Regions from separate parts of the Homo sapiens genome. Here regions 1, 3 and 4 are each linked to region 2. A link is an interaction called in ENCODE POLR2A ChIA-PET data of the cell type or tissue named here. Cell type or tissue: CD4-positive, alpha-beta T cell. All regions are shown on one strand. Links, peaks and the distances in the headings refer to the core of each region. The heading gives the core; the rest is flanking DNA.

Region 1 (7,800 bases), core at 2,157-6,156, 120 kb before region 2:
TTCAGAAGCAGACCCTGGAAAGGAGTTTGCGGTGCAAGATGTTTATTAGGAATCAAGATGTTTATTGTGAACAAAGAGGGAAGAAGCAGGATGGAGCAGAGAAAGGAGTTGAACTGCGATGTAGCCTAGCACAGCTTGGGCCAACCTGGTGGGGCTTGGGAGTGGAATTGCTTATCAATCCGCCCCATTCAGGCTGAACGGCTGTGCTTTGGCCTTCCCTTGCTCATTCAACACTCAGTCATACTCAGGAAGAGCATGACCTTGGACAAGGTGGTTCTCTGCTGTTCGGGCAGAACCTGAAGGAGCTGGTGACCGTCTGCAAACCACACTCCCCACAGCTGGGCTGCAAGTCCTTGCTGGAAGGAAGACTTGAACGCCCTAGCTCCACGTCTACTGCATGTCCCAAGACAGCATATCCTAATGGCCAAGAAATACATGAAAAGCTGTTCAAGCTCTTTATCCATCAGGGACACGCAAATTGAAGCCACGATGAGCTATTAATTCAAGCTCACCAGAATGGCTGAAGTTAAAGGGATGGACCATATCAAGTGGAATTGAGAACATGTAACAACTGGAAATCTCATATATTCCTGGAGGGTGTGTACATTTGTGGATCACTTTGTAAAACAGTTTGCCGTTAGTTACACTTCTAGATATTTACCCGAAAGAAATGCGTGCACGTATGCACCAATAGACATGAACAAGAATGTTCACAGAAGCTCTATCACAATAGCCCTAAACTAGAAACAGCCTAAATGTTTACCACTAAAAGAATGGGTACATTTTTCTGTGTTTATCCAAGGGTTGTGGTAGGCAGCCTTTCAGATGATTCCTGCCTCCTGGTGCTCACATCTTCATGTGGTTCCCTCCCATGTGGGCCAGGGTTCTCCTACGTGACCAGTGGCTTGTGGGCAGCAGTGATGCTGTGCCACGTGACAGGCAACGTGACATTACAGCTTCCATCTTGGGAGCTCTGTCACTCACACTCTGTCTCTTGGCTTATTTGCTCTGGGGAATCTATGTCATGAGCAGCCCTATGGAGAGGCCCAAGTAGTGAGGAACCCAAGTCTGTCAACAGGCTTGGGAGTGAGTTTGGAAGAGGCTCCTTTAGCCCCAGTTAAGTCTTCAGAGACGACAGCCTCAGGCAGCAGCTTTGCTGCAACTGCATGAGAGGACCCTGGGCCAGAGCACCCAGCTAAGCCACTCTCAGATTCCTGACTTTCAGAACGTATGTGAAATAATAAACGTTAGTCTAAAGCTGCTATGTTTTGGGGTAATACATTATGCAGCAGTGGATAAATAATGCATTAAGATTCCACAAAGTACTGGCCGGGCATGGTGGCTGATGCCTGTAATCCCAGCACTTTGGGAAGCCAAGGGGGTGGGGTGGGGGTGGGGGGTGGATCACAAAGTCAGGAGTTCGAGACCAGCCTGGCCAACATGGTGAAACCCCATCTCTACTAAAAATACAAAAATTAGCCGGGCCTGGTGGCGGGGGCCTGTAGTCCCAGCTACTCGGGAGGCTGAGGCAGGAAAAATCGCTTGAACCCGGGAGGCGGAGGTTGCAGTGAGCCAAGATCGTGCCATTGCACTCCAGCCTGGGTGACAGAGCGAGACTCCGTCTCAAAACAAAACAACAACAACAGCAACAACAACAACAAAAAGATTCTACAATTTAACAAAAACAAATGAAATGCAGTTATACATGTTGACATGGGTAAATTTTACAGATGACTCCTTGTGTTATTTCATTATCTGAAGATCAAAAAATGGGTAACAATGAAGTACAGCGTTTGGGGATGCATGCCTAGATGGTACAAAAAAAATAAATCAAGGAACTGATTATCATGAAGGTCAGGATGGTGTTTACCCTTAGGGGCAGATGGGGTGGACACTGGGAGGGGGCATGAGGAAGGCTTCTGAACTCTTGCCAATGTGCTATTTCTTGATCTGGTTGGCGGTTGTAAGGGTTTTGGAGAAATCATCAAACTGTATGTTTCTGGTTTTGCCCTTTTTCTCTGTGTGTGCTATATTTCACAATAAAATGACAGAGAATTGGAGGAGAGAACTTGGAGAAAGTACAGACTTTTTAGAGGAATTTTGTTGCAGACAGGACAAAAAACAAAACAAAAACTAGTAGTAGCTGGAAGAGAAGTGGGGTCAAGATTTTCAAGAATGAGAGAAACAACAGTTGTTTTCTGCAGAAGGAAATCACCCACTGGAAAGGGAAGGTGATAAGGCAGGAGATAGGGATTGCTAGAGCCATGCTCTGGAGTGGGTGAGGGGAATGGTCCTGGGCTGAGCTGATGCCAAGGCCCTAAGGACCTTCAGTCAGGGCTCTCCAGATAAATCGAACCGACAGGAGATTGACAGATAAACACACACACACGGATGTATATATATCTCCTATTAATAAATCTCCCTCTATTTCTCTAGATGGATAATCTATCCATATAGACATATAGATGTCCCTCTCTCTATAGATAGATAATAGATCTTTCTATCAGTAGAGACAGATTGATTGATTTTTTAAGGCACTGGCTCATGTGATTGTGGAGATTGAGTCCTAAATCTCAAGGGTAGATCAGCAAGCTGGAGACCCAGGGAAGAACTGATGCTGCAGTCTCAAAACCAAAGGCCTCCTGGAGGCGGAATTCCCTCTTCCTCAGGAAGGTCGAGCTTTCTCCTTTCTTAAAAGGAAAGGACCTTTAACTGATTGGGTGAGACCCACCCACATTATGGAGGGTAATTTACCCAATCTACTGGTTTAAATGTCTCTTTCTCTCTCTCTTTGAAGATTGGGTTTCACTCTGTCGCCCAGGCTGGCAGTGGTGTAATCTCGGCTCACTGCAGCCTCGACCTCCCGGGCTCAAGCAGTTAATAGTTTGGAACCACAGGTGGAGCCACCATGCCTGGCTAATTTTTAAAATTTTTTGTGGAGACAGTCTCATATGTTGCCCAGGCTGGTCTTGAATTCCTGGACTCAAGTAATCCTCCTGCCTCGGCCCCACCTTAAATGTTATTCTTATCTGAAAAATACATTCACAGCAACATCCAGATCAATGTTTGACCAAGTATCTGGGTACCTTGGTCTGGCCAAACTGACCAATAAAATTAGCCATCTTGAATACAGCGTTGGCTCTGACCACTCTGCCCTTAACTTGCTGGGGGACGGGCGGGGTGGGGGAAGAGCCGCGTGGGGCGTAAGCACAACCCTTGCCCTTGATTTTCACTCAGAACACCTGAGTCTGGATTCTTCCACCTCTTAGAGAACATTCCCACAGCCTTGAGGGAAGGGGAAAGAGGATGAAATCATTGTGTGAATAATGTAAACCAAGTCTTCAGACCTCGATCTTTTCATTTTGGGTTAGCTGCAAGAGCCTGAGGATGTTACTGCTGAGTGAGGAGGATGTTCACATGTATTTTTCCTACAGCTTGACAAGTCTTATATTTGAAAAGATGAGATTTCCGTATCACACAAGGTGGCTAACTGGTGGGGCCAGGAAAGCATTCAGTTCCCCAATGGCCTAATGCCTGCAGAGGGGAGTCGGCAAAGGTGTTCTCAGGAGCGACGGGGGATCTCCCCTGGGGACGTCAACCGGAGGCTTCGTTCTGCCACCAGAATTTGGTGAGCAGGTAGGTGCTCCGTGGGATTCACAGCTGGGATTGCTTTGCCTGTGAAGACACTGCACGTGGTGTCTTCGGTGGAAACGGCCACTGTCTTCTTCCTGCCCCACGAAGCCCTAGCTCCCCCGAGGACTCTGCCGTGTTCCCTTCCTCCTTCCGGTCCAGGCGCTCAGCCCCCGGAGTCCGGATTCCAGCGGCAGCAGGAGAAATGAGCGGGCGGCTTCTCCCTCTGTGGCCACCAGGGGGCGCGAGGTGGCCGACCGGGGCCCGGCCAGGCTGGTCAGGGACTGGGAGATCCGCTGCCTCTTCTTGGAGTCCCGGGCCGGCCAGTGGGGCTGGAGCGACGCTGCCGTGCCCCCGGCTCCCACAGACCCCTCGCAGCCACGTCCCGGACTCCACCACTCTGGAGCTCAGGGTGGCCTCCGGCATTCGTTGAGTCAGACCCAGAGTCCCGACCGTCTCCCTTAGACCCAGCTGTTTCTCCTTGGACTCAGACGCAAAAAAAGGGTCCCTGTCGCTTCTCTAGTTTCTAGCGCCTTGCCTCCTAAGGGGGCTCCCCAAGGCCCGACCCCCGACCCCCGTCCTGGGGGAGGGGAACAGCTGCAGTTATTGCCTCAGAGCCTCTCCTAGCCGGGGGACAGATATAACCGACCCGGGCCATCAAGCCCGACCCTCAGTAGGACGCCCCTCACACAGCCCGTGCGTTCTGGCAGAAAGAGGGTCTCCAGATCCAGCACACCCCAAAAAAGATGCCCAGTTAAATTTGCATTTCAGATAAACAACAAATGAATTTTTAGTATAAACATGTCCCATGAAGTATTTGGGATGTACTTACACTTTGAAAAAGCTTTCCTTGTTTTTCTTGAAATGCAAATTTGACTAGGTGTCCTGTATTTTTCTTCTAGCAACTCTAGCCGGGAACGGATTTAGGTGCAGGGAGGGAGGGGGAAGCTTGAGGAGAAATAAAAACATGTGGGAAGCCCTCACTATGCAAGATACTTATTTCTATTTGGTCTTTTGAAAATCTATCTATATAATTCCATTTATAAAAACCCAGCTAGCTTTTTAAAAATCCTACTTCTCTCTGTTTTGTTTCAGGTAAGATCAAGTACAACCTTGTCTGTGACTTTTTTTATTTTTATTTTTTTTAGACAGGGTCTCACTCTGTCACCCAGGCTGGAGTGCAGTGGCACCAACACAGCTCACTGCAGCCTCTACCTCCCCAGCTTAAGCAATCCTTCCACTTCAGCCTCCGGAGTAGCTGGGACCACAGGTGTGCATTACCATGCCCAGCTAATTTTAATTTTTTTTTCTAGAGACAGAGTCTCACTATGTTGCCCAGGCTGGTCTTGAACTCCTGGGCTCAAGCAATCTTCCTACCAGGGCCTCCCAAAGTGCTGGAATTACAGGCATGAGCCACCATGCCTGCCCCCTACCCCACAACTTTTTTAAAAAGTTAGCTTTCTTAACAGATTTTTAAAAGAAGTGACTGATCATTTAAGTCATGGCACGTAGCTAAAGCTGCTGCCCTTCATGTCTATAGAAAATTTTCTTCAGAGGAGCTGAATATATTTATATTAATTTCTCTTTATGGGCAAATGTATATTTTGCTATTTTTGGCAGGGATTTACTTTTTGACGGGGGTCCACACTGAATAGGAATGATTCTGTGGGGTAGACATAGGGACGTCATGATACAGGTACCACCTGTACACCACCCTGAACAAGACCTTGTTCAAGACAAGACCCTCCTGGGGACCTTAACTCCTGGGTAACCATTTCACACCCACTATCCTATGGGACACACACACATGCACACACACAACAAACATGTAATATGTTTCTATTACATTTAGATTTTGGACCAAGGGTCTCAATCCATCCTAAGGAACCCAGCCACCTATAATATTCCTAATAACACTGCCTGGCCCTGCTTGAGTTCATTGCCCTCACTCCAAAGATGGGTGGCTCAGATGCAGATGAGCTCCCCCTTGGCCCTGACCTGCCTGGGTCTCAGAGGAGAGGAGGCCAAGTGTATTCATCTGCTAGGGCTGATGTAACAAATGCCACAATCAAGGGGGCTTGGACAACAGAGCTTGATTGTCTCACTGTTCTGGAGGCAGAAGTCCACACTCAAGGTGTCAGCAGGGTTGGCTCGGTCTGAGGCTGGTGAGGGAAGGATCTGTTCCAGACTCTTCTTGGCTCTGGGATGGTTCTCGTCTCCCTGTGTCTTTGCACTTCCTCTTCCCTCTATGCGTGCCCATCTCTGTGACAAGTTGGTCCTTTTTATGAGGACACCAGTCACACTGGATCGGAGCCCACCTAATGATCTCCCTTTAACTTGTTTACCTCTGTAAAGACCCTATTTCCAAATCAGGTCACTTTCTGAAGTGCTAGGTGTTAGGATTCCAACATATATTTTTTGGGGTGGATACAGTTCAACCCTTAACACCAAGGAAACCCTGATGAATGGAGGAGGAGTTCATTGGTGCTTGACAAGGACCTTTTTCAGGATCCAGTCAGTTCCTCAGTGGACAGGCTGCTAGGCTAAGGCTTTGGCCAGGAAGGTCCTAGAACTTGGGGAGTGCTGGCCTCCTGGGAGAGTGGAGTCTGAGGCCGGCTCCGGGCTGCTGGCAGGAGGCTCACTCAGGGAGCGCCCTTCTCTCCCCACATCAGAGGCCCACTTGTCTCCTGTCACTGCAGGTGGGGACAGGACCTTCACTGGAACATTCCCCACAGATTTGCCCAACACGTGTGGCACCTGAGTTCAATGGGGAGCCAGGCATTTGTCGAGGAAAGAAACAAGGGCCCAGCATCTGGAAGATACGAGGTAAAAATGTAATACCACGTGTAGTAAATGTTCATAGTAATTTGGGTCTCATAAAGCCCTGTGTCTCCACACTGTATCCTCTTGCTCATAAAACCCTAATGTAACCCTGTGTTCTGTCATACACAATTGAAATCTGAGGATTCCAAAGAACACCCTTGCCCATTCCTTTCTGAAGGAGCGTTGTCCCTGAAGAGTTTCAAATTCAGACTTGGGTCACCTATCATCCTCTTAAGATTGTAATGTTCTAATTAGTAACAGGAAATCTCTCAAGCAAGTGAGAAAATCCCTTTTCCTCCATTCGTTTGAAAAGAAAAAAGAATCCAGGCAATCATTCTGTAATTTCCGGAGAACCGTCACCTTTCCAGTAGCTGCTAAGGCCAAGGTGAAAACAAGCTAACAGTAGATGCCATCTCCTCCTAGTGCCGGGCCCCGGAGCGTCTCTAGGCTCCAGTGATGTTAACTGGTGGTCGGGGCCTCTGGGTCCCACTGCATTAGGACAGACTGTTTGACCTCTAAGCCTAATTTCAGATGATCCTTTTTGCTGATGTGAACTCCTTTGTGTTACTATGTTGGGGATGAGATTTTTTTTTTGTTTTCTAGCTCTGTCGCCCGGGCTGGAGTGCAGTGGTGCATTCTTGGCTCATTGCAACCTCTGCCTCCTGGGTTCAAGCGATTCTCCTGCCTCAGCTTCCCAAGTAGCTGGGATTATAGGCGTGTGCCACATGCCCGGCTAATTTTTTGTACTTTTAATAGAGATGGGGTTTCACCATGTTAGCCAGGCTGGTCTTGAACTCCTGACCTCAAATGATCTGCCTGCCTCAGCCTCCCAAAATGCTGGGGTTACAGGTGTGAGCCACCATGCCAGGCCTTTTTTTTTTTTTTTTTTAATATACATATTTAAAATTAAACATTTTGTTGTTGTTGTTGAGTCGTAGTCTTACTATATTGCCTAGGCTGGTCTCCAGCTCCTGGCCTCAAGCAATCCTCTCAGCTTGGCCTCCCAAAGTGTTGGGATTACAGGTGTGAGCCACCATGCCCAGCCAGGGATATGATTTCTTAGTCTCCCTAAAATATATAATGAGTGTTAGAGGTACAGAATTTGATATGAGGACAAATGAGGTGGAGAATTGACTGCAGTGAGGGAAAGCTGTACCCCTTCCCCACTGGGACTATAGGCTCACTGTGACCTCGAACTCTTGGCCTCAAGTGATCCTCCTGCCTCAGCCTCCCAAGTAGCTGGGACTACAGGCCTGTGCTACCACGTTCAGCAAATTTTAAAAATATTATGTAGAGACAGGATCTCATTCTGTTGCCTAGGCTGATCTCCAACTCCTGGCCTCAAGT
Region 2 (7,800 bases), core at 2,078-6,077:
GCTTTCTACTGTTTGGGGGTGTGGAGGAGATAAAAAGCCTGAAAAAAAGAGGCCAAATGGACTCCTTCTTCCTAGAAGGCTGACCCCAGGAATCCTCTGAAAGACACCCCTACCTCTACCCTATGCCCACTCCTCAAATAACAAAATCTACTGGAAATCTCCTGTGTTCCATGAGGCGAACAGTCCCTCATGTGGCGCCCCCACTCCTCGATTCTCCGTGAGCCATTAGAGCTGGCCAGATGGCCGGGGGTCTCCCAGCCTCTCTATCAAATAGTTGTGTCTGTGTCCACTGCAGAAGATGTTCTGTTTCTGATGAGCCTGTCCAAAGAGGCTCCTGCCTCTGACAGAAGAGTAGGTCCGGGAGATGGGCCAGGCATCTAAGTAGATCCAAGGGGTTGGAAACCAAGTTCTCTGATTATACCTCAGAACAGTGGAAGCACAAGGACTGGTGGAAACAAAGGGACAGGGTATGTGAGATGCAGCCATTCGAGGCCTCCAGGACCTGCACAGGTTGTATTAGAGACCCCTTCTGGTTATTCCCCTGGACCACAACCCTGAGCCCCTGTGGCGGACCCTAAGGTACTGCTATCTGCAGGCTACTCACACCATTATCTGTTGTCCATGCTTGAGAACTAGGGTTAGAATGGCAAACCATGCCAAGAGGAGCTGAAGCAGCTTAGGAAACCAGTAGGCTTCTAAGATGAACTTCATGAACTCTCTCCTAATAGTGGTGCTTTCTGTGTTTCATTCATAAGCAACAAACCCTTTGCTGAAAAAAACTACAACAAACAAACATAAACTCCCTGGCAGAGAAGTGGGCAGATACTCTGTACCAGATCTATCCTAGCTACTGCTGAGTTAATAATGACAACTTCCAATCTGGACATGCAGAATCAAGAGGAATGAAACGGCTTCCTTTCTTCTGTCCACAATAGTTATCTTTTGCTGTGTCATAAATTACCCCCAACACTTAGGGGCTTAAAATAACATTTAGGGTCTCACAGCTTCTGTGGGTCAGGGGACCAGGTGCAGCCACAGGCCTTCTGGTTCTGAATCTCTCACAAGGCTGCATCTCAAACCTCAACTAGGGCAGGACCCACTTTTCCAGCTTTTTCACATGGTTGTCAGCAGGACTGAGTTTCCAATGAGCTGTTGGTTTGTTGCCAGATGGGTCCCTTTGCAGAGCATCTCACAGCACAGCAACTTGCTCCACCAGAGTGAGCAATGCTAGGAGTGCTGTGAACCTCTCTCAAAGTCGAGATGTCCATTTAGAAAGGAAACTTACAAGGCGTCCTCTATTCCAGGAACTTCAGCATTTTCCTGATTAAGGACCACTTTTAATTTCCCCAAGGTTCTATGAAAGACCAAAAAATTGTGGGGGCTGTGGAGGAAACAGCGTGACCACAGGATGTCCCACCCACTTCGCCTCCCCCAGCTCTCGGGAATTCTCATAAGCTTGGCGTGGAGGTTTGGCAAAGCTGCGAGATCATATGGAGGGTGGTATGGAACCTGCTCTCCTCCCGAGAGCACAGAAAGGCCATTCATTATCCCAAACAGATGACTTTGGTCAAAAATGCCTTTGGTCAAAATTTCCAAAGGAGGAAATCAACCCCTAGGCTTAGAACAAAGTCTTAGGCAAACCAGAAACATCTGAGAGGATGTAAGAAGTTCAGGTGTCAGGCATTAAAATTATGGTCGGTTGCTGTGCATCTCATTAGGGGAGAAAAAATAGAAATGTACTTAAATGGACCAGAGGGGAGTCATAAGGTTGATTCTCAGGGCTGAGTGATCTGAACTGCAGAGACAACCTTAGAGAGAAAATCCATACTGGCCAGAGACCAAGTTAATGGAAAATTTAATTGAAGCAAATGAAATGCTCAGCCTCATAGGTAGTATGGCCCTGTGCCCTTTGAACCAGAAAGGCTGGGCCAGGAGGCCACAGAGGGCCCTAAGGGAAAACTCCCTTATCTGCAAGAACAAGGGGCGGGACTGAGTTTGAGAAAAGAAAATCTGCAAACCTCCACAGGAGCCTCAGTGAAAGGCTGCATGCAGGGGAGGAAACCTTCAGGTTTTGGTCACCAGGAAGTCCGTTAGAGATTCACAGCAGAAGGCCCCTCTGCATCCCACAGCACCAAGCACGTGCTGGAAACCGGCGGTCCCCCAGAGGACAGTGGGAGAGGCTGCCGGGTGGCAGAGACACAACCACCAAGGTAGGCACCGAAGCACCTGTGTCTGGGCTCTGAGTAAAAGAGGTGCAGCTGGCACGAGCACCTGCTACTGCTTCCTGCGCCTTCTCCCTCCTGCCCCTCTCCTCGCAGGTCTCCTTTTCCTGTACTATCTAGGTGATGGCACCTGGCTAAGCAAAGAGGGGTAGCTGCTCCACAGCTCTACAAATCTGCGAACTGCACTCCTGCCTTTTCTAATCTGGGTTTCAGGGCTAGGAATCTCTGATGTTGCCATCTCTGTCAGCAAGCCGAACCAAACTGTTCACACACGGAGGCCACAGGACACTGACCATTGCCTGGGCAGGGTGTGGGGGTCGGCAGGGCTGGGCAGACCGGCAAAGGGGTCAGGCAATCAATCCTGAGCAAGGCCAGGGCTCCCAGTCTGGAGGAAGGTGGTCGTGCTGATTGTGGAAAGGGCTCACTCTGCAGCTGCTCCCTCAACTGGGAAGACTGATGCGGGAAGTGGGGGGTGAGAGAGAGAGAGAAAGACAAACAGGCAGAACTGTTTAGAGATGACAAATAGTGTCTAAGACTAGATGTTGTGGTTCTTATTGCCTTAATAGGTATTATGTGAGAATAATTTTGCATAGTGGAATTGTTGTGTTTCAGGACTTCATTTGGTTAGTGAATCCAGGTAAAATGCCAGTTTAGTTTTTAAAAATAAAATCAATAGTCCGAGCCCACTGGGCTGTAAGCAGTTAAGCCTTGTGTCCTAAGTGAGGAGAGCTGACACTTGGTCAGGAGCATCTATAGTTTTATACATAAGGTCCGTTTTCCCCTCCCTGCCGCTCTGTTTTGGGACTTTCTCTTTCTCTCTCTGGCTCGTGGCTTTCTCCTGCACCTCTTCCTCTTTCTGCTTCTCTCTTTGGAGGTTCTCTACATTTCAGGGGCTCACACCTGACCCTCCAGGACTGTAGCAGAAATGGGCTGCACCTGGGTGTCCTGGAAGCCATGGATGCAGGGGCATTACCTAACCCTATCTCCACCCCAGGCTTCAGCAAGGATCAGGGAGCAAGGGAGGAATCCACACACTCTGGACTCAGAACCCTGAAGCTTTGATCCCTAAACCGGAAGGCTTAGGCACAGTTCAGGTTCATATGCAAACAGGTATGCCTTGAGGCTTGAGTGGGTTTACATGCTTCTAGAGTGTTCTTTGGCCTCACTAATAGGCAGGCTTTATACACAGTGGCTGGAGGGAACCATAGTCCACAAGCAGGTTTAGCGATGGTGAAAAAGGACCATCAGTCTGTCCTGAAAGCTCCCAGGACGCCAAACCTTGAAAATGTGGCAGATTTCTTTGATGGGGCCACGTGTGTGTTTTCCTTTCTATTTAAGCATGCTCTCGTGACTGTGCAAAAGGCAGATCATTCTTTTTTTCTGGAGGAAAAGATTTAATGATTCTTAAATGGCAACATTAGTCTCTTGGCTGGATGCAGAGGGTTACAGAAGTGAGTAAAAAGCCACTCATTTACCTTGCTTTGTTAAGCTGGCATTCTCCACTGCAATTAAATGGCCTCACACAGGCTGGGTTGGAGCCTCTTGTTGATGAGCAGTGCCAGGGTGACAAGACAGCTTCTTTCAGATGGAAAACGATTTTGTATGGACACAGGAGGAAATTTCGACCATGAGTGCCTTCGCCTGTGAGCCCTACGGTCTGCCGGGACTCTGTGTGCAGGAGTTAGATCCTCCAACAGGTCGGCTGGCCCCATCTGGTGTTTGCTCACCAGTCAGCCACAAAAGCGCTTGAAAAGTGGGGGTTCCCTCTCCAGATACAGACTTGGTCCTTTCTTTTTACTGACTTTAAATATTGGATTTAGGTAAGAAACATATGTCACAGTTCAATTAAATTCTTAAGCTCCTAGTAGTTCTGCATACCTAGAATTCATCTGCCTCATGTTGGATGTTGAGGTGACCTAACATGTTGGATAGTGTAAAGGGTACATGTCCAGCAGTCATGTGTTTTAACTGAAGCAAGAAGAATTGAGGCTAGATGTAAGGAGGAACTTTTAGGCAATGAGATTCATAGCACAATGGCCTCACTCTAAAGGAGATTGTAAAATCTCTTTGGGGAAGCTTTCAAATAAAAGACTCAGTTATCTACCATAGTTTCTTTTCTAGACAACACCCTGCCTGAAGAGATAGGTTGGGGCTAGCTCAATGCATTCCAAATATTAATTTACCACCTTCACAATTTCTACTGTGTCTGAGTAACACTTATAGAACTGTCTACTCAAGATATTCCTTTACATTAACTCATGTCTTTTAATCTTAGCCATTAGTCAGCTTAAGCAATCATACTGTATCAGTGAAATCATTTTGTTTGATGTGCTAATTATATGTCGTGGATGTACATTGAAATACATGACAATAAAAAAACATTTACTGGTTGTCGTAGGCTGAATCGTGTATGTTCAAATTCTCGGGTATCTGGAACCCTTTTTGGAAATGGGATCTTATTTGGAAATAGGATCTTTGCAGATGTAATCAAGTGAAAGGGAAGTCATACTGAATTAGGGCTCTAATCCCATGACTGGTGTCCTTAGAAGAAGAAGGAAATTTGGACACAGATCGTGACACACAGAGAAAACACCACAGTGGAGGCAGAGATTGGAGCGCTGTCTCCAGCCAAGGAACTCCAAAGATTGTTGGCCACCAGGGGATGCTAGAAAGAGGCCAGGAGGGATTCTCCCCTAGAGTCCTGAGAGGGAGCCTGGCCCTGTGGACACCTTGATTTCAGACTGGTAGGCTCCAGAACTATGGCAGAATAAATTTCTGTCGTTTTAAACCACCCGGTTTGTTAGTTTCTGCAATCCTAGGAAATGAATATACCCATGTGGTTCCCTGTCCCGCCAGTGGAAAGCATTTAACATTTGGGGAAATGCTGGGCTGGGTGCTTGTGAAGGTCCTTTTCCTTCCTGCCACCGAATGATGAGGGCCATCCATGCATCTGTCACTTTTACGCTTAGCTATGATGTATCAGAACCCCTCTATAGAAAAGTGCGGAAAATGCAGTTTCAATCGGGTTTGAACAGATCCATTTCATCAATTCTGGAAGCCACCACAGTGTGTGCATCTGAACGTGCTGTTCACTCGCGGCCACCCAGGAGCCACTTTACAGAGCCACATCTGGGGCTTGGTTGATTTGTCTTGACAGTTGTCCACCTGGGCAGACTTTGGAACCACCAGCACATCCTTTGCCTGGGTAGAAGGTATTGCTTGATGCCCTCCGAAGCCTATTTTCCCTTCTGATAATTCATTTGGATCACAGCCCAGAGGTTAGCTTTTATTACCTTTGATCTCACCCACGGGCATCAGTAGTTTCTTTCTTTATAATTATTTATTTATTTTTGAGACAGAGTTTTGCTCTTGTTGCCCAGGCTGAAGTGCAGTGATGCAACCTCAGCTCACTGCAACCTCCACCTCCTGGGTTCAAGCAATTCTCCTGCCTCAGCCTCCTGAGTAGCTGGGATTACAGGCGACTGCCTCCACGCTTGGCTAATTTTGTATTTTTAGTAGAGACGGGTTTCACCATGTTGGCCAGGCTGGTCTTGAACTCCCAACCTCAGGTGATCCGCCCACCTTCGCCTCCCAAAGTGCTGGGATTACAGGCATGAGCCACGGTGCCTGGCCGCTGTCAACAGTTTTGAAATCCATTCAGTGCATGTTCCCTTGTTCCCCATTCCCACACTTTGCGATAAGGGAATGATCTGCCATCTGCGTCTGTATTTTCCAACTATAGTGCCAGTCAGTGAATTATCTGCATTCTCTACCTTAGACTATCAGAACTATGTAGGCATATTTAATTTAGACTTAAAGTGTTCAATAAGCAGTGTACTGTTTTTGTTAAATCTTTTTTCATTGTTTATCACAAATCTACCTAAAGAATTTATATATAAGCTCTTTATAATATCAATTTTAATGAGTCTTCTGTGTAACGGCAGCCTTACAGCTAACATTGGCTCAAATGTTTACTCAATAAATATTTATCAAGCACTTCCTCTATTCCAGGCATCATGCCAGATACTGCATGTAGCTTCCTCACATATACCAAAGCACCTGACATGTGGGACACAAAAAGGATTGGTATCCCAGACTATGAGAACTTTCCAACAAAAGGAATGTAATGGCAGCCTTACTGCTTACTGGCTTTAGATCGTAGATAGTAGATAGTAGATGTTCAATACACGTGAGTTTTCCTTTCCCTCACTCCATTCAGAAAGCAGCCTAGTATATAGCTCCATAGCCAGGTCCTTTTTAGAATCTCCCTTCCGAAGGCTTCTGACCCAGAGGGAAGAGATGCAGCGAGGCCATCAAGGCAAAGATGTAGCGTTCCAGGGTCCTGAAGACATCTCGCAGCACTTCATTGGCTGCATAGCATTCGGCACAGAGCATGCAGACCCTTTGGCTGCTTAGGTTATGTGTGTCCTGGTGGCCAACGCCGTGTTTGTTACACTTGACTGCACGTAATTCTTGAGAATATGTTCATAGCCTCATCTGAAAAGCACTGAACTTCTGCAAACGCCTTTTAAAAAAAAACTTTATTGAGATATAATTCATATATCATACAATTCACCATTTAAGGTACCATTCAGTGACTTTTAGTATATAGATATGCGCAGCTATCAGCACAGTCAATTGTAGAATACTTTCATCACCTCAAAGAAACCTCCCACATACCCTTTAGCTATTACCCACCCCACACCCCAACCCCAATCCCTAAGCAACCACGAATCTACTTTTTGTCTGTATAGATTTGCCTTTCCTGGACATTTTATATAAAAAGAATCATTTGACATGTGGTCTCTTGTGGCTGGATTCTTTTACTTTGCATAATGTTTCAAGGATCATTCACACTGTAACAGATATCAGTACTTCATTCCTTTTTATGGACAAATAATATTTTGTTGTATGGATATAACAGATTCTTAAATTTTATTCATTCGTTGATAGCCACTTGAGTTTCTTCCACTTTTTAGCTATTATGAATAGGGCTGCTGTAAACATTCATGTACAGATTTTTATGTAGACATTTGTTTTCATTTCTTTTTAGTACATACCTAGGAGTATAATTGCTGGTTCTTATGGTAATTCTACTTTAAGCATTTGAGGAAGTACCAGGCTGTTTCCCAAAGTGGCTGCACCATTTTCTATTCCTACCAGCAGGGTGTGGGGGTTCTAATTTCTCTATGGTATCACCAACACTTGTTATCTGACTCTTTGATTATCACCTTCCTAGTGGGTGTGAAGTGGTGACTCATTGTGGTTTTGATTTGATTCGACTCATGATGTGGATCAGCTTTGATGTGCCTACTGGCCATTTGTATATCTTTTTAAAGAAATGTTTATTCAAGTCCTTTATCCATTTTAAAATCGGGTTGTCTTTTTATTGAGCTAGAATAATTCTTTTTTTTTTTTTTTTTTTTTTTGAGATGGAGTCTCGGTCTGTTGCCCGGGCTGGAGTGCAGTGGCACGATCTCAGCTCACTGCAAGCTCCACCTCCCGGGTTCACGCCATTCTCCTGCCTCAGCCTCCCGAGTAGCTGGGACTACAGGCACCTGCCACCATGCCCGGCTAA
Region 3 (7,800 bases), core at 2,599-6,598, 140 kb before region 2:
ATCAAAATATCAAACTGTATTAGAAATTTAACTACATTTACATATTGTTAAATTTACTTGTTTTATTTCTGGGATGAAGTGTCTGTTCTAAATGAATGAGTTGAATTTAGAATTGTGTCCATAAAAAACTATTTCTTTGTAATTGCTGTGGTCAAAGAAAACCTTTTGTTTACCAAGATTTCTTCCATTATTTCTCCCCAAATTTCTGATGTCTACATTTAATTCTTCTTTCTAGTTGGAAGTTCATGAGGCTAAGCCTGTGCCAGAAAATCACCCACAGTGGGATACAGCAATAGAGGGGGATGAAGACCAGGAGGACAGTGAGGGCTTTGAAGATAGCTTTGAGGAAGAAGAGGAGGAAGAAGAAGATGATGACTAAGCAGTACTCTGAATGGACCACAGTGTTTGCACATATTTGCAATTTTTTGCTGTTTTGGAAGTGTATCATAAACCAGAAACAGTACAGAACTGATGTTGAGGGAGGTGTAGTTTTTTTACTCTTGAAATGGGTGCATAATATAACTAGGCAGTGGCGGTGCCTTGGTACAACCTGAAAAATGTTAAGGCTTATTGAAACCTTTCAAGTAGGGGATGGTACATTTATTTCATCTGCAAATGATAATAAATCCTTTGTTATTATAACTGTCCAGAAGTGTGGGCTATGTATTATCTGATCAGTCTATGGTCCCAGTAAAAGTAAAGATGCAGGAAACACAGTCTGTAAATGAGCGACTTTTCTTTGTTCAGCTTTAGTTTTAGCAAACACCACAAATATGTTTTAAGTAACATCGCTCAAGTTTAAGTAACATCGCTCAAGTTGATAATCTCTTGATAAGCTCTGTTGTTGACATTTTGCAGTGATACAACAGCTCCACTCATAGATTTAAACTTTTATTTTTACTTATCTTGGTCATAAGTTGGCATTCTCTCACATTCCACATGATATAGAGGGCTACGTTTTGGAATTTTCCTTTTCTTAATTGCCCAGAGTTATCAGACAGATTATAAAAATGGCTTTTAATGGCTTAAACCATTTCTAAACCTCTATCTTAGCAGATCAATGCAGGATCTAATTCTTTTGATAAGTTCTAGCTCTAAAAGTGATAGTGGGACTGTATGTTTTCTGATACTGGTGGCTTATGTTATTAAACCTTTTTTAAAAAAGGTTCACTCTAAAAGCTGAACTACATCCTTAGTTTTCAGTCTACTTGACTCTATCAGGAGCTTTTTAAGGAAAGTAAGTATAACATGCAAAGGAAGCTTTTTTTGTATTCATTTTGGACTCCTGTCAATAAAAATAGAAGTTTGTTGACTCGTTTTATGTTTCAATGGTGTGTGTCTTTTTACTATCAGGACATAAATAGGGCAATCCACTTCTTTATTTTTCAACTAAAGATTGAATAGTATTGTACATTACTGCTAAAGTGACTGCTATTTCTGTATACTGTAGAAAAACCCAGGAGTGAGAGGGATTTCCCCTCATAGTACAACTGGAAGGATAGTGCTTGTAAAGAGTAGAGATGTGTACATGATGAATCATTGAGGGAGGGTGGATATTTTTATTCCTAGATATGGAGGAAACATAAGTCTGTAGTATTATAAAACTGATTGTAATAATTCTTTCCTATCAAAATCTCCATAGGTCAAAATATTGTTGGAATACTAAAATTTGCAACCTTGTTTACTTTAAAAGGTTGCCACTTTCAGTGCAGAATACTACCGGCATCTTGTTACTGCAATAGTTGGAAATAAAATGTGAAAATTAGCAAAACCATGAATGGTTTTTTTGGTTCTAAATTTAAGATGTAATATTTCCTATAAAAGGGTGAAAGCAGTTTCTTTCTCTATAACCTCAATCACCAGTTTAGTGAGAGCCTTTCTTGGCAGGCAGGAGGCAGTGTCACTGAGGATTTTTTTCATTTACTTCATTGTACAAGTAGGAGGGTGGGTTTAATTTTCAAATCAGGTTCTGCTGTGAAGCACCAGTGTCTTGAGGCAGCTACTGATTACCTAAGTGTGGTGGCAGGGGGTAAGCCAGCTGGTGTCAAGTGAAAGGAGGGATTAGAGAAAACAGGTGTGGCACGAAGGCAAGGAAACTGAGCAGACAAGACAGAACAATGTGTAGAATGCATATTTCCTAGTTTTCTTGAAAGATTTCAAGAAAAGTTGTTTTTTTTTTTCTAGTGGCTACTTTGCCTTAAAGAGGCTTTATAAGTTCATTCACACAGCTGGCTTCTCTGGTTTTAAGATTCTGGAGAGGATGATAACCTAGTAACACCACAGTGCTTAAAAAAAAAAAAAAAAAAAAAACTACCATCACCAGAAAATTCCACCAGTTTGTTTTCCTTTTCTCTTTGTGTGATGTGTATGTACTTCCCAACTAAGTAAAATAAAATTTCCTCTAGTGAGTGCTTTAGGTAACCTCTTTCCATATGGCAGTAGTGAAAGAACTGAGCCTTCAGTTGATAGTTCTTCTCTCTCCAGCAAGTCGCTAAACTCCACATCCCTTCGTTTTTCCTCTGGAATGAGAATAACAAACTATCCTAGTTTGCATTTAATCTAATGGAAACTTGAGCAAAGTTTCAATTTTCTTCCTATAAAGAAACTGACATTTTGTCAACAATTGATGAGCCTATAGATCATACAGTGTATAGGAAGTGAAATTGAAACAGTTAAATTATGTGATATTTTTCTCTAATTGGTAAAGTACCTATTAAAATACAGCTGTTCATGAGGAGACTTACCACAATTCAAAGTGTAGCAGTTGTGTATTTTAGCATTATAATATTTGATTGAGGCCCTGAGGTGTTAATATCTCAATCTCAGAGTTAGATGTTCATGTCCTTTTTGAATTTTTTAAACATTTTTCATAATTTTTTTTTTAAGTTAGGGAGCACATTGAGTGAAGTTCTCTGTGTAGAACAATACCTTCTGCTCTGCTTCTCCCAGCTTTCACTGAGGGCTGGAAAAGGACAGGCCTGTCCAGCTGTACTGTCCCACTGTGTATGGGGAAGCTCAGGCTCTGGTGGAAGCAGGGGGCGTGGATGTCAAACAACTGATGTGGAAACAGGGAGGGAGAGATATAATGAGGCTCTCTAGGCATGTTATTTTTGACCACAAGTTTTGTTCAGTTTGCTTCAGCCAATCCAAACCATATACTAGAGTGTTCTGTAGTCACAATTCTTATTTCAAATGTAATTCAGCACCTTACATAATTTTTGAGAGGTTGTCATTCATCACATATTTACTGAGTTTCTATGTGCCAGGCTCTGTGACTGGATACTGGAGCTATCAAAATGAAAAAAATAGTGTTAAGAACTCACTCGCTGGTGTTAGAGCAGGTAGATGAGTGGCAATCCATTTAAATCCATTTGCCTTGGCTATTATTTGGAATGCCTTTTTTTTTTTTTAGTCTATCTACTGTAGGCAGAAGAATTATTTCTTTAGGGGCTAGCTGTTTATTTTGCTGGCCTTTTTTTCTCTCTTTCTCTTTTTCTTCTTAAGACGGAGTCTCGCTCTGTCCTCCAGGCTGGAGGAGTGCAGTGGCACGATCTCAGCTCACTGCAACCTCCGCCTCCCAGCTTCAAGCGATTCTTCTGCCTCAGCCTCCTGAGTAGCTGGGACTGCAGGTGCATGCCACCACACCCAGCTAATTTTTTAATTTTTAGTAGAGATGGGATTTTGCCACGTTGTCCAGCCTGGTCTCGAACTCCTGGCCTCAAGTGATCAGCCCTCCTCAGCCTCCCAAAGTGCTGGCATTACAGGCATGAGCCACTGCGCCCAGCCTGTTGGGTTTTTTTGGAAAAAAAACAAAAACAACAAATCATCATCCTTTCCTTTAAAATGTTTTTTTTTTTTTAAGAAACAATTTTCCCACAAACGGTCTGATTTAACTCCATGAAATCCTCTATTTAGACTGCCTTAAAGTGAAATAACTGTTGGTGAACCATAACATTTTGCCAGCTGTGTAGTGATTAGTCCAAATATGTCTCAAGAAGTTAGCACCAAGCATTCTCATCCATTTAAACTTGATGCTAGGGCTATTTTGCAAAACTTAAAAAGATGCGATCTTGTACATATTTCTGTAACCTGAGCTGAAAACCCAAATAACAATCATTGACATACTTTAGGGCTATTGTTTCAGGTGGGGGTGTATACATCCCAGGGGCGTGGAGATGATCAATCCATTGAGGAAGTATTAAGATGATTATTTGTATTTAATCTCATCCTTTTAAATTTCTATTTTTGTGTGTTTTATAATGTACATAATATATTGTACAATTGTACACTTCTATTATTTATAAATAAACATTTATTGGTGCATTAATTTTTTTTTTTCTGATTTGGGTCCATGATCAAAACATTTGGGCACCACTGCTTTGTGGTATTGATAGGGTGACATTTGACACTCACCACCTGAGATCACAGAGTGATATACTCTGGAGTTGGTGGGTTGGCATTCACTGTGTGCAGCCCTACTGTAGCTGCCAAGAGCAAAGTGAGACTTTTATGAGATAGAGCTGAGTAGGTCTGGAGGTGGGATTGATAGGCAAGGGGAGGGTTCTGCACAACGGTTGTCTGTGGAGTGCAGGTGGTGCAGGTATGGAGCAGCAGTGCTGGGGACGACTTGCTGGGACTTTGAGCAAATCACAGCCTGTTGCTGGTCCTGGCAATCAGTGACTGCTGCAAATGGAAGGTGAGTGTGGGAAGGACTGGCCACTCTGTTCAGCACGAGGTTGTTTAGCGTTAACCTATCAGCCTGGGTACACAAAGGGAGCTGTAGCCCTCATACCTTACCCGAAACACCTGAGGTTTACACTTTAACATCTGGATAATAGCAGCAATGGACTTCAGTGTGAACAGATTCCATTAAGAGTTAACTTCAAGCTATTTCTCTGTATTTTCCAGCCTCGTTCCAGTAGAGGGCGATAGGGCTGTAATTTTCTTTAACAAAGAATGGTGTGTTTCGTTTCAGACTAAAAGCCACGATTAAAGAAATGCTTTGTAATTTATTTGTATCTGCACCTTCTGGGATTTCCTCCCTCTCTTTTGATCTTTTATGTTTCCCCCTAACCTTTTTCTTCTTTACATGTGTCCTTTGTTATTTATTTATTATTTTTTTAGAGGCAGGGTCGTGCTCTATCGCTCAGGCTGGAGTACAGTGGTGCAATCATAGCTCACTGCAGCCTCAACTCCTGGGATCAAGTGATTCTCCTATGTCAGCCCCCTCCGAAGTAGCTGGGACCACGGGCACTAACCTGGCTCATTGTATTTATTTATTTAGAGACAGGGGTCTTGCTATGTTGCCCAGGCTGGCCTCGAACTCCTAACTTCAACCCTTGGCCACCCAAAGTATTGGCACTATAGGCATGAACCACCGCACCTGGCTGTGTGTCCTTTAACCCATTAAATTTACTGTCTAGAAACATTAAGTCCCTTTGCAACCAACTCCAAAAGACAATCCATATGTATTCATTGTGCTGGAATTCCAAATTGCATTTGTTTGCTTGAGAGAGGTGGACAATCAAATAGGACATGGTAATTCCTTAACTCTACAAAATCTAACCTGTTTGCCTGATAGGTGTCAACTATTAAGAGTCCAGAGTTTTTACATGCAAGCTAACAAGTTAACCTGCCAGTGTCATGGATGCCGACAAAACACAGAAGACTCCAAAGACACAGGCACAGCAGGTGGCATGAGCTTCATGTTCCCCATCTGTTCCTGTTGTCTTCCAAGTTCCCACGGAGGCGATGTGGAGTGGCCAGGCAGATGCTGTTCATATCACAGCTGAGGAACTCCAAGCTTGGGAGACCTAACCCTGTCAAGCCTGCAAGCAACCCTGTCTTGATCTTATCCTGGACAGCAAACAAACTCACCCTCTTTCTGGGAGGGAGACACTGCCTTCCAAGGCTGTTTGCCATACAGACACCCTTGAAAAGATAGTCTAGAACAAAAGCCTGTGTGCCTTTGATCACAGGTGTGCAGAGACATGAGAGACTCATGGAAAACTGTCTCTCAACAGCTGGAATTCAATACATATAGGACCTGTATTTACAAAGAGATATTATAGAACACTGATTTTCAAAGGGAATGAGGTCTATTTTGTGAAAACTAGGACCACTTAGGCAGTTTCCTTGAGAATAATATACATTTAAACTCCTTGGAAATGTTTTATTGTCAAAGATAGTTTTATTGTCAAAGATAGTTTTATGTTGCAACTGAAGATAATTTACTTACCCGTGCACCAACTAAAAAATATCCAGAATTTTCTAAGTTGAATCCAGTCCATTGTGACAGTGCAAAACAGGGTATCTACAAGAAGGAACACTATACCTATTCTACATGGTAACCATAAGAGATTTTGATTATCGCTTTCTGCACTCCTTCCCCAAACCTTCCACCCCTCCCCACAAAATACAAAACCCATACCCTTCCTTTCTGGACAAACTGAACATTTTCCTCCAAGGAAGTCTGGTTCCTTGTAGAATAGTTGCCATTTCTTTAGTGTTCTTTTTCCAATATGCTGCCCAAACTTAGGGAGGCCTTAGACCTTTGGTTGAAATAACTGAGGAATCTTTGAAATACTATTTTGAACAGTCTTCCTGGTAGGTAGTTGTCCTTTGGGGGGAGATGTGTTTTAAACTACAAAAGTTCATTTAGAAATGATACACAGTAGGGGGGATCCAATTCATTGATGGGTATTTTGATTAAAAAAGTAAGGCACGTGACAAAAATTCAATGAGAGACTTAAAAAATCCTTATCTTCCAACCAGGTCTGACGATTCCCAAGCAGACATCGTCATTCAGTAGTGTTCGTGGGATCGTGGTAAACTCCCTCATTCATATGCATTAGCCTGCTTCTGTATCTTTGTCCAATTAGTCTGTGTGCTTTATAATCACATCCAACGTTTCTGCAGCTTTTTTATTTCCCAATTCTCTGCCAGGTTCTTGGGACTCCAGTCATTGGCTAGGCTCTATGTCACTTTCCAAGTTCCTCCCAAAGCTTACTGTTCCTCTTCTTGACCTGACAGCATCTATTAAACAGGGAGAGAGCCAGGAGAGGTGGCTCAAGTTGAAAGATGGCAAGGCACCCCCTTTCAAGTATCTTAGAGTCACTGCTCTTCCTGCAGCCAGCTCCTGGTTCAGAACTCAGTAGTCACTCTTTTTCCCACGATCCCAATAAAATCTTGCCCCACCTACCCATCCCTACTCACAAAACACTGATCTGGGTCTATTATCATGGAAATTATAAAGATTAATGTGATTAGCAGCAAAGTGCTTTTGAGAATGGGGGATGAAACTGTAGTGTTATGATCCTCAGCATTATTTCTTTATACACTGAAAACCCCCACATCTTTCAAGTCTGCTGACTTAATGACAGGGTATCGCACTAAATGTCAGGAGTGACACTTCAGGAATAGCACACTGTAGACACAGTTTATGTTCGATAATACTAAAACTGGGTTTTGAGTAGAATTTTGAATGTTTCAGTGTGTTAAAAGGAGTTCTTTTTAGAGTGAGAAATCTTAAAAAAAAAACAAAAAACAAGCCTTTCTCTATGTCACTCAGTATGATTTCTAAAGTTTTCCTTGCATTTGCATCTGATTGAACCAAGTCCCTCCTCCCTAATCCCCTCCACAGCCTAATAGAAGCAGAGCTGGAACGTAGGGATAGAAACAAAACCCCTGACTTTAGTCTTGAGTATGCTACCCATGGAGGTCGACTACATGGGGTAGACTACTGCCTCCATGGGCAACATTATCATGGGAAAGGAATGAAAGCATGTATGTAAGTGCTGC
Region 4 (7,800 bases), core at 1,971-5,970, 58 kb before region 2:
TAATTACCACATTCTTTAATAAGTGTTACTAGCTTGTTTAATAATCAGTTCTCTGATTATTCACATCCCAAATCCAACCTCTTTTGGAAATTGGGATAAAATATGCCCTTCTCTGCTCTTCCAGTACTTCCCTTCTTTCCTAGGTTTCTCAGACATTTTCCAGTGGCCACTCTGAGACTCTATCTGTAAACTCCTGCTGCACTTGAGGCTGAGTTTTGTCTGCACTGAGAGAGATTTGGGCTCATTAAAGTGATGAGCTGCCGTCACTATCTCTACCCCTCCTGCAGACCAATTTCTTAGCATGCGTCTGCCATCTCCAGTTTGAGACCCTTCTCTTTTCTGTCCTAAACTGAAACTAAATAGTCCTGAGGCATTTTGGGAGTCTCCCTGTCACTTGCTAACCTCCAGTATACTTTAAGCAGTAGGCTAATTCCATCCCTGTTCTTCTTGCTCTGGAAATTAAGAATTAGCCTAATGACACATCCCTGTTGCCTCTATTTTTAGTGACCCTGGGCTTGTTCAGTGCTTTTTTTTTTTTTTTTAGACGGAGTCTTGCTCTGCTGACCAGGCTGGAGTGCAATGGTGCAATGTCCACTCACTGCAACCTCCGCCTCCTGGGTTCAAGCAATTCTCCTGCCTCAGCCTCCTGAGTAGCTGGGACTACAGGCATGCACCACCATGTCTGGCTAATTTTTGTATTTTTAGTAGATACAGGGTTTCACCATGTTGGCCAGTCTGGTCTCGAACTCCTGACCTCCCGTGATCCGTCCGCCTTAGCCTTCCAAAGTGCTGGGATTACAGACATGAGCCACCATGCCTGGCCTGTTTGGTGCTTTGACCTTTGTGGGACTTGTTGGTTCCTGCAGTAGGTGTGGATGGTTGTCCTCGTCTGGCCATTCCTGATGCTGTGTGTGCCTTTCTGTTTGCACGCTTGTTTGACATCCCTTTGTATCTTCAGGGCCTGGGACAAATGCCTTGCATTTAGTAAGCGTCCAATAAATATTCATACAGATATGGATTTTCAAAAGGTAAACTGTGAAAGCTAATTAAGAATTGACTTAACGGCTGTTGCATGGCCCCAGGAGACCTTTGCGAAGGGGAGAAGACCTAGAAAATAATCCGGTAAGCCCCTGTTTGCTGGCTAACCCCCGAGGGAGAGAAAGCAGGAAAAAAGTGTTGTTATTTTTCCTTTTCTGACCTTTCTTTTTGCAACTAAGAAGTGGAAGTCCTCAATTGTATCATTGTATTGCTCTCTCTCCCCCTTTCTTTCTATGAGTCAATCAAACCATATTGGCGGAGGATTCACTGTATGCAAAGCCCCAAGAGGTCACATAGATTTTCACCAGGCAAGATATTGTCCATGGTAATACTACTGTTGACTTGTCTCAGGGTGATTGCAAAGCTTCCTGGCTTTTTGATCTTGAGAAGTCAGCTGGTAAAATGCAACATCTCCCACCCACCTCCAGCTAGAAACAGAAGCGCTGGGAGATGAAACTTCTTGGATCTCTCAGCAGCTAACCTCTCGTTGACCAGGTGCCAGTGCTGAAAGGCTGGACTAGACTGGACTTGTGCCACTTTTCACAAGATCTGGAGCCTTCCTGAGCTGTCATCTGTATAGATTTGACAGACTCTCCATCTATACGGTGGGAGTACGTAATAATATTTGCCTTAAAGTCTTGTAGTGAGAATTTAATAAAATAATATATGCATGTATGTACGTTTTATTAATTCATTTATTCACCCACTATTTGTTGCTTTGCTGGTCCTGTGAGCTGGGCCCTGTGTGCAGTGGTGTGTGTCAGGATCAGTGCCCACAGCCCGGGGGACATGAGTGTGAGGGGAGAGGCCACCAAGGCTGGGAATCCTCCCTTCCACAGGTGTGGTGCTCTGAGGGAAGGAGGACTTGTTCAGGGACGACTCAGAGATGAATCTGGTGGTTTTGCTGTGGGCCGGCAGGCCTGGTCTCCAGAGATTCTGTGTTTGTGATTATTGGCCACTGTCTTTGTCTGGACTAAGTGTGTGTGGTGGCTGTTTCTTCCTGTGTGACCTGCCCATGTATCCTAGGCTCCTCGATTCTGGGAGACTGCGATGGAGAAGCTGTGTGTCAACGACGCAGGACATAGGGAATTCAGCCGTGCGCTGTCTGCACACCACAACATGCCAGAGGAACCCGCCTGGAAAGGGACCTGTGTTTATGCGGGGCAGTGGGGAGGCAGGATGGGCTGGGACTCAGAGGAGATGTGATGACCAGAGGTGCTCCGCTTCCCTCCCGTCTACCCACAAACATCCAAGGAAGGGATCTTTCTGGGTTCATCTTCACGTCCCTGTGCTCTGCTTAGTGTCTGGCCACTCTAGGTCCCCAGAAAATATTGTCAAATGATTGAAGGGATGATTGAGGAGAGAAAGAGAATAGTCCACTTCTGGCCAGTACTTCCCTTTGAGGGTTAAGAATTCGCTTTTGACCTTGGTCTTGCAGTACTTGTGAAGCCTGCGGAACCAACAGGCTGTGTAAGAGTGGCCACTGAGGGACATGGGCCAGAGAAGTAGTGACCTGCCCACAGTGTCCCTGGTGGAGCAACGCTGGGACTGTGCCTATCAGGACAGCTGAGAAGCCTTTGTGATACTTGGTGACCAGAAGCAAATTAGGCTGCATTTTGTCTTCTTTCCTGTAAGTCAGGGAAACACACACTGGGGGAGAGTTTTCCTATGCTCCTTGCTCCAGCCCCCACTCTTTCACCCATTCTGTTCTCAGACCTGGTGACATTTTACTTTCCTAGTATTTGAAGACCCTGGGCTTTTTCTTTGTGAAATAAGAGGGGAGAATAAACCGGTGTGTAGTGACTGTACATACAATGATGGCGACAGTGTCAGGCACCACCAGTACCCTAGCCTTCCTCCCTGGCTCACAGCTTTCTAGAGAGCTCTAAAACCCTCCCTAATACCAGGGTGTTGGTAGCAGCTTCACCCCCATGAGATGGGCATCATCTAGATGGGAGACAAGACTAACGTGATGCTCTGTAGAAAAAGATGAGGAATGTCGCATTGTCTGGATGGGTGTATTTCTTTTGCTTGGCAAATAAAAAGAAATGATCTGTCTTTATGTTGCCTTTAGGGACACTGCAAACAAGATGGTTGGAAATAGAGTTTCTATTGACTCTCTGTTCTCTACAAAGAGAACAAAAGAAAATAATTACCCAGGAAGAATAGTAATTTGTATCACACAGGGTTTACCAATTATGACAGGATCTCATGGTCATTTTCTCATGGGATCCTTATGGCAGCCTGGTGACATGGCTCTGGCAAGTACTGAAGTCTCCGTTTGACAGGGCAGGACACTGATACCCAAGAGTCACTCTGCTATTCTGCTTACTGCCCACTGCAATGCAAAGCCAGCTTTCCTGGTCCTTGCAGAAACATGGTCCTTGTCTATTGGGGAAGCAAAGCTTTCAGCTACCAAATGTGGAGAAACAAAATCAATTTCACGATAACTGTGCACTTGCTCTTGCCTTTTACCTCTAAATGCATCTTTCCTTGACCTGCACAAGAGGTGAAGGCATTGGTCCTGGTGCTGTTTTCATGTTTATTTTCTGCTGATTGTTCCCTGGGTCCGAGGTGGTATCTTTCTTAGACAGTTCTTGGAGGGCAAACATTGGGTTGCTATGTGTCATTACATAGCAGTAACAAAGTGTTTTAGATACTTCAGTGTTTTCCAAAGAGTATCATATGAAGGTATCATAGTTACACATTTCTGTACTTCAGGATGAGCATCTATATGCCTGAAAATCTGTGTGAAAATGTCTGTTGGAATTCCTTGAAGAATTCACAACCCCACCCCCGCAAGACTGGTGAATGGATTCCTACTTGGCAAGGTGCCGACTTGGAGAGTTGTGATTTGTGTTATTTGAATCTTGTTGCTTTATTGTTGAAGTTGTAAGAATTTTTATTAGCAAAGTATGTGAAAGGAATCTAGCTATACTGTTGGTTTATATTACAAAAAATCATCTTGAAAAGAGAATTTGCTTTATAGATAAAGATTGAACTAGAAACAACCCAAACACCAAACCACCAGCGCTTTCTCAAAACTAAATGTAAAGTATAAATAGAGAACAAAACAGGAAATAGTGGTTTGCAAAAATATATATATATGTGTGTGTGTAGCTGCATTCTAAGGTGTCTTTCCTTACACTGTGGGATGTGAGTGCCGAGGCTGAGTGACAGTCGCAGCTGCTGCCTCCTTAGCAGAGACAAGTGTCTCGCAGCAATTGCTGTCTTACTGCTGCCTGCAACCACTCTTTAGCAATCTTCAAAAAAAAATTCGGATCAGCTCTGTAGGCAATAAATAATTATGTTGTTCTATTCACCCGGTTATTTCATGCCCAGAGAGTTGACTGGGTTACTTTATACCATCCAAGCTTTCATGTTGTATCAGTCCCATTTCTTTATATCCTATAGAGACATGGAGATGTGGCCTGAAGGATCAGATTTCTCTCCTGTCCCCCAGCCAGCTCTGTTGCCAGCTCTCTGAATTCTGTCCAGGGCCGACACAGGGAGACAGCTGTAGGGAGTTATGCAGAGAGCTCTGGGGTGGAATCTACCCTCTGCCCACTAATGGGTGATCTCATGTAGCCTCTCTGGGCCTTAGCTCCTCATCTGGAAATCCGAGGACAGTAATGCTTATCTCAAAACCATTGTGAAAATTAAAAGAGATGAAGTAGGCGAAGAGCCATCTTGGCAGCATGGGATGCTCTGCGTCTTATTGCAGTGGCCTTGTTGTTGGAAAGTGGTTGCTGAGTCCTCTGCAGGTAAATTTCTGAGCCTGGTGGCCACTACTAAAAACAAAAGACAAGTACCCTGGGCTGGACTCTGCTGCCTCAGTGCTAAGGAATAGGAGGAGTCCTGGAAGAGGGCTGGGACACTGATCGTCCATTCATTTGTTCATACATCATTTATTTAATAAATATTTGTCAATCCTTAAGATGTGCCAGACACTGAACCAGGTGGGGATAGATGGAAGAAGACACAGAGCCTTCTCCAAGGAGCTCAAGCATATTAGAACAGAGAGACAGGGATGCCAATAAACAGAATAACATGTTGTAGGTGCTGTGATAGAAATGGGTCAATTACAGCCACAAGAAAGGATGTAGAATAGAAAGATTCTGTCCAAGTAGCAATTTTCAGGCAAGACTGTGGGGGAGGAGCCTCTGGAAAGCCACTTCCTTGAGAAACACAAATTTTTGTAGGTGGCTCCTTTTCATCTAGCCAGGGGAAACCACTCACATTTCAGGCAGAAACTGACACTGGTGGGAGAGAGGATAAGCTCCCTCTTGCTGAGCAAAGAACAAGTAATGCCTCTTCTTTGACTCCAACCTTAGACAAAACCATGAGTGGGGGCCCCAGATTAGAAGCTTCTGAGACCTGCTGCGATCCAACTCACTTGAGTTCTCATTGTAGCTTTGATTCAGATTAGAAGCAGGTCAGTTTCATTATTCCAGAAGACTTTCTTAGACTTGGAAATAATAATGAAAGCCTTCTGGAATGAGCTAGGAGTAGGGAAAGTGGGACTGCAGGGCTGCACACAGGGGAGCCTTCAGCCTAGCTGTCCTAGATGTCCTCTAGGGTTGGTAGCAAAATGGGAGCACCCCAAGGCCCCCTTGGAGTACTAGGCTGCAAGGAGCTAGTGAGGGTGAGGTGCGGAGGAGCTGTCAGGCAGGGTATGCGCCAGGCTCTGCCCCTCCCTTGGCTGTTTTGTGGCCCTGGAAAACCTCAGCCTCGTAGGACCTCTCTTTTTTTCTGAGCATCCTGGGCTCTTAGGTCATTATCCGTGAGATACTAGTTGCTTCAGAACTGTCCTCCTGCCATATCATGTACAGATGTCTCCTCTCCCTTACTAGCTATTTAACTTCTCAAAGTCAGGAGGGGAGTGCAGAGGACAGGCTCCACCACAGCACCCCGGTGACCTTGCACATCTCCACATGGGCCACATAGGCAAGGCTGGACCACGGCTGATCTCAGTCCTGGAAGAGTGACCTGTGATCCTCTCTGAGCATGAGAGTGTGGGAGGCTTGGGAGGTGCTACTACAAGGCCATTGGCCACTCACCCCTCTATCCACCCAGGAGGCTGTCACTAGATGTTTCTCACTGCCTTCTGGGTGCTTAGGAGATGGGAGGCTTTCTGCCTCACCCTGTCTAAGGGCACAGCTGCAGGCTACGAAACTGATTCGCTGCAGCCTGAGATCAGCTCCTCAGCAGTGGGGCGCAACAGCACTCGGATCGCAGTCACCTTGTTCCTGCAGGTTTTGTGTTGTCCTCTAGGACAAGGGACACAGGGAGTTGGTCCTCTTCTTGCTTTTGCTGTCTAAGTGAGAAACTGAGCCCTTAAAGCGTTTGTTTAAAGTCCTACTCATAGAAGAAGAATGCACTCCTTGACCCAAATACAACTCTGGACCGGGAAGATACAAATAAGAAAATTAGAAAATAAAATAAAGAAAATAAATAAACCAGGCGTGTCTGTCAGCTTTGTTTAACAGGGAGTTGAGAGATCTGAACCTGTACAGTATGGGGCCGAGGCCCAGAATGGTGAAGTGACTTGTCTCTGTCTCAGCTAGCTAGGAGTAGAGCCAGCACTAAAGTCCAGCCCCCTAAGTCCAGGGTCATGTCCACTAGCACCTGGTACTATGCCTCATGTGCCATAAACACCCACTGAAATGGTTGCTGGTCTGCTCAGCCAAACCACTGGGGTGATTAGGATCCCAGTCAGGGCAAATGCACACACCACGGGCCGTGATGAGTGCAGCCCCCACATATGGGCTTGTGATTTGGAGTCTTTTCAGGGTCCAGAGTACCTGACTCATTTCACCTCCCACGCACTAGGGCAGCTGGCCCTGGCTGATCAAAAGCTGAGGATATCAGAGCCACTCACTCATTTAGATTGACTTTATTGGATTGTTTTTATTTTTTAAAAATATACAACATTCAAATGGTAAAAAAGAGTATGCAGAGAAAAAAACCGTTCCTCTCTCTCCAGTCCTTAGAACCTCATTTCCTCTCCCCACCCCAGCAAGAGACAATTGCTACTATTGTAAAAATGCTTCCAGTGGTATCTTATGCATCCATAAGCATACATGCATGTATAGATGTGAAATGCTTACATGCATCTTCTTTACCCACTGTATGATAGCATGCTATACATGCCACTGTGTAAATTTCCACATTTATCTTAAAAGTCATTCTCTCTCATTTCTTTTATCCATGATTCTGCTGACCACATCAGTGGCAGAGAACATTGCATCTTCCCCATCCTCTGGGTCCCTTCTCTTGACTTACGGGTTTTGCCTGCAGGTGTATCTCCAGGTGTGGCCACAGAGAGACAGACTCCATGCTTTAAAATAATAGGAAAGATAGGAATTTCCCTTTCTTACAAGTTTTCCCATTCTGCCCGGTCACGAACTGGTCTCAAGGGCAGGCAGATGCTGTCCTTTTCATGTCTGTCTGTTGGGGTCTAAGTAGGAAATCTCTTTAGTATTTAAGGCATTGAGTATTTAATGCAGGAAATGGTCGCACAGTGATGAGCCAAAACAAGAGACTGGGCACTCAGCCACTGTCCCTGCAGCTGCAACCACCCCTAAGCTTGAGGGGCAGGGGCAGGAGGTGGCAGGACAGAAACGAGGACCAGGTCGCCCAGCAGAGCTTGGCACTGTTTGGGCCTGTTCAGAGGGAGCTGGAGCCATGGACCAGGAGCAGTTTCTAGTAGGGACCTAGCCAAGCAAAGATGGGGATTTCACCAGAGATGGGAATTTCACC

The links. ChIA-PET counts read pairs that join two places held together with the same protein. Peaks named below come from ENCODE experiments on the same cell type or tissue, not always from the same donor. Only the 100,000 strongest peaks of a DNase experiment are listed, where the experiment ranks them.
Region 1: POLR2A ChIA-PET joins it to region 2 with 31 read pairs; 8 of 35 experiments call an interaction of 5 or more read pairs at or near these places.
Region 3: POLR2A ChIA-PET joins it to region 2 with 15 read pairs; 5 of 35 experiments call an interaction of 5 or more read pairs at or near these places.
Region 4: POLR2A ChIA-PET joins it to region 2 with 15 read pairs; 7 of 35 experiments call an interaction of 5 or more read pairs at or near these places.

The regions. Positions count from the first base shown.
Region 1 is chr6:107,844,478-107,852,277 of GRCh38, reverse strand. It overlaps a transcript of SCML4 not described here. Among named protein-coding and RNA genes, the nearest start is that of SCML4, 24 kb to the right of the region's middle. RefSeq lists silencers at 3,928-4,027, 3,799-4,093. In CD4-positive, alpha-beta T cell, for the core only: a CTCF peak has its summit at 3,878 (motif pointing right); a DNase peak (open chromatin) is centred at 3,857; H3K4me3 peaks cover 1,118 bases.
Region 2 is chr6:107,726,384-107,734,183 of GRCh38, reverse strand. The region is part of intron 5 of SCML4 (Scm polycomb group protein like 4); the gene reads left to right. Among named protein-coding and RNA genes, the nearest start is that of SCML4, 94 kb to the left of the region's middle. In CD4-positive, alpha-beta T cell, for the core only: a CTCF peak has its summit at 3,930 (motif pointing left); DNase peaks (open chromatin) are centred at 2,123 and 3,923; H3K4me3 peaks cover 3,368 bases; H3K27ac peaks cover 2,206 bases.
Region 3 is chr6:107,864,283-107,872,082 of GRCh38, reverse strand. It overlaps SEC63 (SEC63 protein translocation regulator), which reads left to right. Exons shown (of 21, transcript NM_007214.5): 21 at 236-4,327. The coding sequence ends at 379. Among named protein-coding and RNA genes, the nearest start is that of SCML4, 44 kb to the right of the region's middle. In CD4-positive, alpha-beta T cell, for the core only: a CTCF peak has its summit at 4,911 (motif pointing right); a DNase peak (open chromatin) is centred at 4,932.
Region 4 is chr6:107,783,811-107,791,610 of GRCh38, reverse strand. All of the region lies in intron 1 of SCML4 (Scm polycomb group protein like 4), which reads left to right. Among named protein-coding and RNA genes, the nearest start is that of SCML4, 37 kb to the left of the region's middle. In CD4-positive, alpha-beta T cell, for the core only: no CTCF peak of the experiment used is centred there; DNase peaks (open chromatin) are centred at 4,200 and 5,240; H3K4me3 peaks cover 1,357 bases; H3K27ac peaks cover 3,550 bases.